Linked DNA regions of Homo sapiens: region 1 is linked to region 2. The links are chromatin contacts, found by Hi-C or POLR2A ChIA-PET in ENCODE. All regions are on one chromosome and are shown on one strand. The core of a region is the stretch at or near the end of the contact, and the rest is flanking DNA. Distances in the headings are between cores, read along the strand shown.

Region 1 (4,445 bases), core at 1,930-4,429, 950 kb before region 2:
TGTCACAGGCATTGTCCAGAACGGGTGATACTTTGAGGAATCAGCAGTGTGGTGATTCCCCAAAGACCTAGAACCAGAAATACCATTTGACCCAGCAATCCCATTACTGGGTATATATCCAAAGGAATAGAAATCATTCTGTTATAAAGACACATGCACGTTTATGTTCACTGCAGCATTATTCACAATAGCAAAGACACAAAATCAAACTAAATGCCCATCAATGATAGACTGAATAAAGAAAATGTGGTACATATACATCACAGAATATTATGGAGCCACAAAAAAAGAATGAGATCATCATTTGCACGGACATGGATGGAGCTGGAAGCCATTATACTCATCAAACTAACGCAGGAAGAGAAAACCAAACACCGCATATTCTCACTCATAAGTGGGAGCTGAATATTGAGAACACATGGACCTGGGAGGGGAACAACACACAATGGGGCCTGAGGTGGGGGCATGGGGGAAGGGAGAGCATCAGGAAAAATAGATAACGCATGCTGGGCTTAATATTTAGGTGCAGTAAACCACCATGGCACATGTTTACTTATGTAATAAACCTCCACATCCTGCACATGTACCCCAGAACTTAAAATAAATCCTTCCTTAGAGAAACCAAGAAAAGTTTGAAAAACCAGTGTGACAAAACTATAAATATTTCAAGTGACACATTTACATTTCAGAAAAATTACACTGAAATATAATTAATCCCAATAAAAGAAAGCAAAAGGTCACCATATTTCTTTGTTATAGTTAACTTCAAACATTTATTCACAAAAGGGAGTGAATACTAACAGCAAATCACAAAGTAGATCCCAAAATTGTCTTCTCTATAAATGACAGGTACTGAAGTCCTACTCACCACCACAGACATAAACTTACCCCTGGATTTCCATAATATCATCAGCATGTAATTAAATATACTTGCCAATTCAAGACATGGTAATCAATTTATATTACATAGTCCTAGTAAGGAAGAATTCTTTATACTTAACTCCACCAGTAAGGTGCAATGAATGGAAAGACACATTGATAGTTCTTTCTGATAAGGGCAATGAATGATGAATGGAGCACAGGCTTTTAGAGTCCTACAAGCTGACAATTTTCAATCTATCTGTAGGTGAAAGAGACAACATGGGACAGAGCTCCTATAGCTCTTGGTTTCCTGTTCTCACTCTAGTTCTTCCTGGTTGTAGCCTCGTGGTTGCAAAACTCACCCAACAACTCCCACTACAGAACTGAAGCCATGGCATGTAATGACTACAGGAGGAGATCAATTTACAGAAATATCTTAATGTAAAGTTCACGTGCCTGATTGAAGAGGTAAAGCCAACATGTGGTCATTCAAGAAAAGAGAACTCAAAGGACTACACAAGTAGTTCCTTTGTCCAGTTATTGATAAGGGTACAAGAAGCAGTTATCTCTTTCAGAAAACAGGCAATCAGTTTGAAGAACAAAGATTTCCAAAGGACATGATAGCTTATAATTACTTCTCCACTACTCACTCAGTATATCAAACTATAATTTTCTTGATTCTGGACACATGGCCAGAAAAAGTGAAAACAATGGTTATTTCAATGGGAAATCCACCTCAAAGAAGAAAAGTAAAACTGGGGTGAAAACTAACATATTAAGAAATCCATAAACAAGTACACAACTCTTTATCTCAAAAGAGATAAAGAATTCTGTCAAAACACTTCTCCCATCACAATTAAAAACTTGCAAGCATCTCTCTTTTTAAAAAAGCATGATCAATCATAGGAATTTATCCCCAATGGTTTGAACATGAAAGCAGGAAATACAACTATAGATCTACTATAAACAACCCGCTTTCAGAACTTTTCCAATTCATAACACCCCTCTTTGTGAGACTGGTTGAGTTGGCAAGGCCAATTAACAGAAGGTGCCAGCTGTTTTTGTCGTTTCAGATTCTGACATTTTTAGCCCTCTTATTGAAAAACATAAAGTGTTATATCACTTAGCATGAAATCTTTGCCTGCAAAGAAAGTGAATATTTATAAACTCTAAGACTAGAGAGGCTCTTAAAGGATACCTAGTTTCCCCCAAGGTTGCAACTGTCACACCTGCTCCAAATCTTAAACCTGGGAACTCTGCTTACCTCCTTCACTTAGAACTTTTATAATACATCTAAGTTCAAAGATGACAACTCGAATGCTTTCTTGTGACAACATAAGACATTTGAATTTATTTATCTACTACCTAGTTAGCTGGAACACAATTGGGTTACTGCTAATTCTGAAAGTGTAAAAAAATATTTTTTTGTTTAGGTTTCCAGTGTGCATTTAAAGATACACAACCTCTGAGAGAGAAATTACGTCAAGGTTAACCTAAAATCAAGAGCAGGCAACATGCCTTACGGTGCATTGTAACATCTTGCAAAAGTAAACAGAGCCATATGCTCTTGGTCACATGCCACCAGTACAGAAGTCAAAGGAATATATAGTGTGTTTAAGGCGAGCATATTTATATTTCAAGAGAGGAACATCTATTTCACCCTGCACCACTTCTCTCAGCAAGCCAGTGTGAGCCAGAAAGGGTAGGGCGGAATCAGAAAGAGAGCTGGATCTAAGGCAGGGACAGTGGAGTGGATGGGATAGAGGGCACCAGAATCCAGCCTCCCTCTTGCTCCACCCTACCTAGAGCTAGTGAGGAAGCGCCAGGCTTATATTGCAAGATGAGCCAGGAAACCCAAAAGCAGCTATGAAGAACCAGGAACGTGGGGCGAGGGGAGGAGTCGGCGAACTCTCCGACATGTCCTCAAGACAGAAGGCCAAGCTTGAGGCCTGCGGCCACCCACCCACCCTACAGCCACCAGCCTTGACCCAAGGAGTCCGGAGCCTCCCAGGTGCGGGACGCATGCGCACGGTGACACTGCGCACGCCCCGAGGCCGCAGCCCACCCTCCACAGACACTGAGCCGCAAACTGCGCCAGGCCCCGCGTCGCCTCTCGCCGGATCAGGGCCTCGGAGCTCCGCAGCCACGGCTGCCGCTCCCCAGGCCCTGGTCGTGGGCATCACCTGGGTCCAGACCTTTGGGCTCACACCTCCCGTTGACGTGCAAGCGCCGCAGTCCCTGAGTCGTTTCTTTAGATCAGGGCGCCGCCGGCGTCCACCGAACTTGCTTCAGTTTAAGCTCAGCGCCTTCCTGGTTCTAGCGCCAGGCAGCTTCAGCCGAGATATCGAGTGCATCGATGGACGCTGCCAGGCGCTGGGAATGCCGAGGGAGTAGATTGTAACGCGGCCGATTTTTTGTTTGGCGTTTGTTTTGCGTGCCTGTTTATTTTGATTTTATTGTTACCAAAAGCAATAAAGGTGGGACTGGAGAGTGTTATTGTCTTAGTAGTCGTCGTTATCGTCATGGGTAATCAGTAAACAAATCTGCATCGTAGGAAGTTTTGTTTATGACACCTACCCGAAACAAAATTGGTTATCTCACGCTGGGGGAGGGGGAAACTCGCCCAACGATAATAAATCATGGGAGTGTGTCTGTATAGAGTCGTGTGTGATTAAATTGTAATGATTTATTTGCAAAAATGCATTAAAAGTCGGTGTTTCTTCTGCCCTGAAGGTGAAGGCACTCACAAGTTGAGTGCAAATTAGTTTCTCAGATTAAAGTAACTGGTTAGTAGAGGAATAGGAGAGAGCTGCCTGAGGCGAGGCGGGGAGCGGTTTCTTCTGAAAGAGAACTCAAATTTATAGGTGTGTGGAGTTTTTTTATTTAAACCAATAGAAATTAAAGAGACTCAGCATTTTCTGTAATTCATACTACATTACTTATTTTTCCTTACATGGAAATTTTTTCCTCATTTACTCTTAAGCAAAGCTAAAAAGATAAATAAATTGTTGGCCTGGGTTTTGGTCGACTATGAGAATCAACTCATTCACCACTGCTAGATAACCAAGCTACAGTTTTCCGCAGACATTTGAGATGGTGAAAAATCACCTCCACAATATATTTTTCGTAAATAATGTACCTTAACTAGCCAGTTTTGAGGCACCGTTTTAAAACTTAACTACTACAACACTACGTGTATATTTTAAATAATTCAAGAGCTGGGGAAACCCTTGGGGTCCTGAATTTTATTGGAACCTGTGCATCTGTCCACAGACTGTCAGCTGAGCTTTACCATAAATGCTTTTTTTTTTTTTTAAACAAAAACTGTATTTTGAAATGCCCTGTTTCTGGAAGATATTTGCTGTTTAATGAAACAACATCATTGGAACTTTGTGAGCATTTATTAATGTATGAATTTAAAACCTTGAAATATTTTTTAAAGTAACTTCCCTTAGGCCAGTGGAAATCTGTGGTCAGACACTAAAGATTTCTCATGGCTCCATCTGTTATCAACACTACTATTCCTAAATATGCAATGAGCCAAAAAGCTGAGATCATGGGAAAATTTATTGGTTTGAATTACA
Region 2 (5,041 bases), core at 968-3,467:
CCACTTATAGTCCCAGCTACTCAGGTGGCTGAGGTGGGAAGATCCCTTGAGTTCAGGAGTTCAAGGCCAGCCTGGGCAACACAGTGAGACCCTGGCTCTATAAACAAAAATGGAAGAAAACCAGAAAACTGGTGTCATCAATTGTGTTTAAGGAAACCGAGGCTCCTTTAAAAGTTTGTTATAAAATTATAGATATCTCATAAATATTGAGGTGGAAAGATTCCCTGGAAGCAGCCTAGTCAGAAAGTGAAGACAGTGACATCCAGATAGGTTAATACTTCTGCCAGCACCATAATTACACTCTCTTGGCTGTACATTCCAATCACTCGAAGACAGGCAAAACTGAACCACTGGCTGGGCCCACCTTAAATCAGTGACATCAACCTCTGCAGGCAAGGCTCAAGTATCAGTACATTTTAAAACAACTTTGCCCACTGAAGGTTCACTTAATCAACTGATAAGGCCGGGTGCGGTGGCTCATGCCTGTAATTCCAGCGCTTTGGATGCCTGTAATCCCAGCATTTTGGGAGGCCGAGGCGGGCGGATCACCTGAGGTCAGGAGTTCAAGACCAGCCTAGCCAACATGGCAAAACCCCGTCTCTACAAAAATACAAAAATTAGCTGGACGTGGTGGTGTGTGCCTGTAATCCCAGCTACTGGGGAGGCTGAGGTGGGAGAATCGCTTGAACCCCGGAGGCGGAGGCTGCAGTGAGCCGAGATCGCGCCACTGCACTTCAGCTTGGGCGACAGAGTGAGACTCTATCTAAAAAAAAAGAAAAAAAAAATCAACTGATAACAGGCGATTAACAGGAGAAAAGGGATACATAACACCGGGGTAAAAGCAGGAGGATGATTACCCAGTAGCTTAATGGAGTACAGAAGATTTTATATCTTTTTTTCATAGGGGAAAGGGTAGATGAGAAATGTAGACATTTATTTTGAGGAGCAGCAAATGATTATTAGGAACAATGAATGGACAGAAATTAGTAAATAATTTTCTTTTGAGTAATCTTGTGAAAAAGTCCCTCCAGGAATGGCTGCATTTCTGAGTCTTTTTGAAATAGGATACGAGATTTCAGCGAGGGGAGGAATGCGATTGATTCTTCTACAAAGAGGCTTCTCTAGTCAGGAAAGGAAATTTCAGAGAGTACCTCCCTGCACTTGGGAAAAGTGGGAGCAACAAGTCAAGGTTGGGGGACCTGCATTATGAGGCAGCTTCTAAAGCCTCTGTCTTTGGGGTATCGCTTTCTGAGCGTCAAGAGTAAAACGTGATGCATTCCTTTCCTTCCAACCTAGATTCTAGTAGTTTAGATCAGTATCATTGTTTTTACTTCAAGGTTCAGGAAACGCTGGAAATTGCTAGCTAATATCACAGGAAAAAAAACAAAAAACACGAGGTTGACCTCACCCTACCCGCGGTAGGTAACCATGTATGAATAGAGACTCCCAGGCATAATCAAATTACCTCTGTCAAGTCCTCGCCCTAAGACTATTTTTGGAAACTAGGGATTTTCCAGATTACTGAAAGCCGTGGCGGTGTCAAAGGCCGGGCAGGAGTTTCGCAAGCGGAGCTATGAAAGCAGCCACTCTCGCGGTCATTCCTATGCCTCCGCCCTACTTCCCCATACTGGCAAAAACACGCTCCCCGGGGAGCTTTCATTTGGGAACCGATAGGGTCCACAGCCCTGTGTTCTTCAAATACTGTAAAGCAGCCCTCTCCAGATTCCTTGAGGGTCACTTTATATTACACATTCGTCCACACAGGACAACAAAGTCACCACTTCCACCCGCCAAAGCGCGCTCAGGTCGGCCGCCACTTCCCTTGGTACACGCGGAACGCAAGCCGCGCCGAGGCTAAAGGAAGAGGCCGGAATGCAGGGCGAAGGGGCGCAGAGATGCTAGCCAATGCTGCCACCTCTATTTTGGGTATAAGGGATCTTGTAAAGCTCCGTTATTCGTGTGGCTATCACAAACAAGGTGGTTTCGACCGGCCTTGGCTAGAGAAGGCCTCCTCAGCCTCTGAGGATCCCAAGGTCTGTCGCAGCACCCAACACTCCCCTCGCAGGCCCAGATGCCGAGGGCGGAGGCGCGGCCTGGAGGGACTAGTTGGCGCGCGGCTGCCCGGCGTGGTGACGTCAGGGCGGAAGCGCACGCGGCGTGAAGCGGCCCAGAACCCGGCGGTCACGGGAATATCCGTCGCGCCGAGAACGCTGGTTAGTCTTGTTTCGGGTTCCGGCTGCGTTGGGCTTGCGTGCGGCTCGCTAAGACTATGGCGTCCGGGCCTCATTCGACAGCTACTGCTGCCGCAGCCGCCTCATCGGCCGCCCCAAGCGCGGGCGGCTCCAGCTCCGGGACGACGACCACGACGACGACCACGACGGGAGGGATCCTGATCGGCGATCGCCTGTACTCGGAAGTTTCACTTACCATCGACCACTCTCTGATTCCGGAGGAGAGGCTCTCGCCCACCCCATCCATGCAGGATGGGCTCGACCTGCCCAGTGAGACGGACTTACGCATCCTGGGCTGCGAGCTCATCCAGGCCGCCGGCATTCTCCTCCGGCTGCCGCAGGTCAGTGCTCCGGCCCCGGGCCGGCCGGGCGCTCCTCTCCTCTCCTCCGTCCCCTACGCCGCATCTCAGTATCACCGTGCCCCGGGAGGGTGGGGACGGTTCCTTCAGGCTTTCCCGTTCGGGGCCCAGCCGCGGCCGGGGCGTGCCGGGGCGGGGGGCTGCGGAGGCGGAGGGAGGACTTGGCAGCGGGCTGTTCGCAGCGGCGGCGGCGGCGGGAGGGGAAAGGGAAGCGATCGGCGGCACAAAATGGCGGCGGCGCCTGGAGCGGGCCCGCCTGACCCCTGCGCTTCCGTTCTCCTCTCTTGTCTGCAGGTGGCGATGGCAACGGGGCAGGTGTTGTTTCATCGTTTTTTCTACTCCAAATCTTTCGTCAAACACAGTTTCGAGGTAAGCACAGCGGAGGCGGGTAAAAGGGATTTCTTCATCCGGAAATGGGCAGAGTAGGGGTAGTGTCAGCAGCCAGCTTTTCCAGAAAGGGAGTGGTTTAGTTTAGGCCTTTGTACCTACTTCTCACTCGCCAGGAAGTGGAAACCTTTAGAATGTGGTTCAAAATCGATCACGAGCCTAAGTGCCCTCTTAACGAAAAGTACAGTTTTCAACCAAATGCAGAACTCCTGTAAGATTGAGTTTGACTCTGGAACCAAAATTAAGATGAGTTAAACAACAAAAAGTATAGTACTAGCATAGCTGGTAGACTTACGGCATAGAGATGTCTTCTCTAATTTTACTAAAGGTTGTCCCAATTGTGTTCTAAATTTTATTCTTCAAAGTGAGTTTAATCTAACAATGGCTTTTGTGGCTCATGGGTTCTTTCAGATTGTTGCTATGGCTTGTATTAATCTTGCATCAAAAATCGAAGAAGCACCTAGAAGAATAAGAGATGTGATTAATGTATTCCACCACCTCCGCCAGTTAAGAGGAAAAAGGTAAGATTGGCATTATTGAACATAGTATCTCTTGCTACTGCTGTACCGTGCACCAGTCATCAAATCAAAACATCTTTCCTTTCAAGTGAATACGGATGCAAAAGAAAACGGACTTTAATTTAGGTGTTAAAGTTCATATAGGAACACTGATACTTAAAATAATTTGAAAAAAGAAACATAATTAACCGGTTATCTAAAGTTTGTAGAGGCAGTTGCATTTATGGACAATCCTAACAGTGCTGTGAAGCCAGGCCTGTGGCTTAAGATTAAACAAGAAAGGGAGTACATTTGGCTCAAGTGTGAGTGTATTCTGTAAGTTATTTTTCCTCTCCCCTCTCTGGAAGACTGAAGGCTGGAAGTTTAAACACTGTAGTTTAAGTTAATATTGTGGCAAAGTTCTGTGTAGATTATGTTTTTCTACTCGAAGTCCCAGTTAATTCTTTATCAATTGAGGTTGGCTTTTGTTAGAGTACTTCTCAACATTGAACTACGATAAATCGAATAATACCGGATCTGAAAGGACTGCAGGATGATAAAGTTTGAAGTTTGAAGTCAAAGGGATTAAACAGGTATTTTGTTTTGGTTAGATACAGTCTCAGTGAGTGGGTTAGAAAATTAACAAGTAAGATTGATTGGGTTGCATTTAGATAGGGCCATTTATTTGATGTTGTAAGAAAATACAGAGACTGAAATAGTATCTCCTAGGTGTTGTGGTAACATAATTTTATGTGGACCTATGTGTTCCTGTGAGGCAGTACCAAAAAGTTTGTTGCAGGACTTCCTGCATCTACAGGTGACTTCCAGTACATGCTGCAGAATGATATATTTGGTGTAGAATAGTTTTTGCATTCACTCTTTAAGGAATTGTAGTGATGTTAGACAAATTGTACTGAGTTTGAAAGGAAGTTATTAAAAGGATTATAAGTTGTTCTGGGGGTTGGGTATGTTGGTTAGTGCTGTTAGTATTCTATATGAGTAGTCCTTATTGGCTGAATCTGTAAGTTGGCAGTAATGGAACTATTCAGACAAGCAAATATTAAAGCAACTTTAAGATGACTAGTCTATTCTGTGAGTCTACAGACAGTTCTTTTTTAAAAAAAGAGTATCCTAGTCAAAAAGTCTGCAACAGTTTTCCTACATACTTTTTCTCCCCCATCTTTTCTCATTCACCTTAACTGTGTCCAGGGATAGAGTACTTTTTAAATTCTAAAATATCTTTTAGTTTGTTGATGAGTCCCTGGGAATTGGGAAGATTTCAAATTGGTCTTTGGTATGGTCTGAGGTTAAATCTGTATTTAGATACCTGGCTGATTCTTCAGGATGTTTAAAGTAATGACACTAATACAAGGCTCTATCTTTAGTCAAAGGTTTCTCTTTGCTTAAAGGAAATGGTTTTCTAGTATTCTTTGAACCATTGAGCCAACTATTATGTAATCACATGATTATCTTCTGTGGAATTTTCCTGTGAGACTAGTTTACTTCGTTGATGTTAGAATAGGTCTTAACTGTAAAAACCATGGAATTTAAAATAATATAATCTCAC

Evidence for each region. Hi-C counts contacts between places; a loop is a spot of excess contacts on that map. ChIA-PET counts read pairs that join two places held with the same protein, here RNA polymerase II (POLR2A). Pooled maps may share reads with other maps.
Region 1: a map of OCI-LY7 shows a loop between it and region 2 (19-fold over the local background). The contact joins the promoter of RSRC1 here to the promoter of CCNL1 in region 2. A Hi-C loop is called at or near these places in 9 of 168 maps with a recorded cell type or tissue (B cell, CD4-positive, alpha-beta memory T cell, CD8-positive, alpha-beta T cell and 5 more), 1 of 37 single-sample maps with no recorded cell type and 21 of 50 pooled maps. POLR2A ChIA-PET finds 5 or more read pairs at or near these places in 3 of 52 experiments (CD8-positive, alpha-beta T cell, PC-9 and activated B cell).

Annotation. Positions count from the first base shown.
Region 1 is chr3:158,108,823-158,113,267 of GRCh38, reverse strand. It overlaps RSRC1 (arginine and serine rich coiled-coil 1), which reads right to left and starts at 3,179. Exons shown (of 10, transcript NM_001271838.2): 1 at 3,045-3,179. RefSeq lists enhancers at 2,606-2,655, 2,517-3,016, 2,866-3,215, 3,017-3,518.
Region 2 is chr3:157,157,323-157,162,363 of GRCh38, reverse strand. CCNL1 (cyclin L1) reads left to right here and starts at 2,217. Exons shown (of 11, transcript NM_020307.4): 1 at 2,217-2,572; 2 at 2,885-2,959; 3 at 3,389-3,498. The coding sequence starts at 2,270. RefSeq lists enhancers at 1,356-1,415, 1,436-1,485, 1,573-2,302, 2,936-3,005 and a silencer at 2,586-2,795.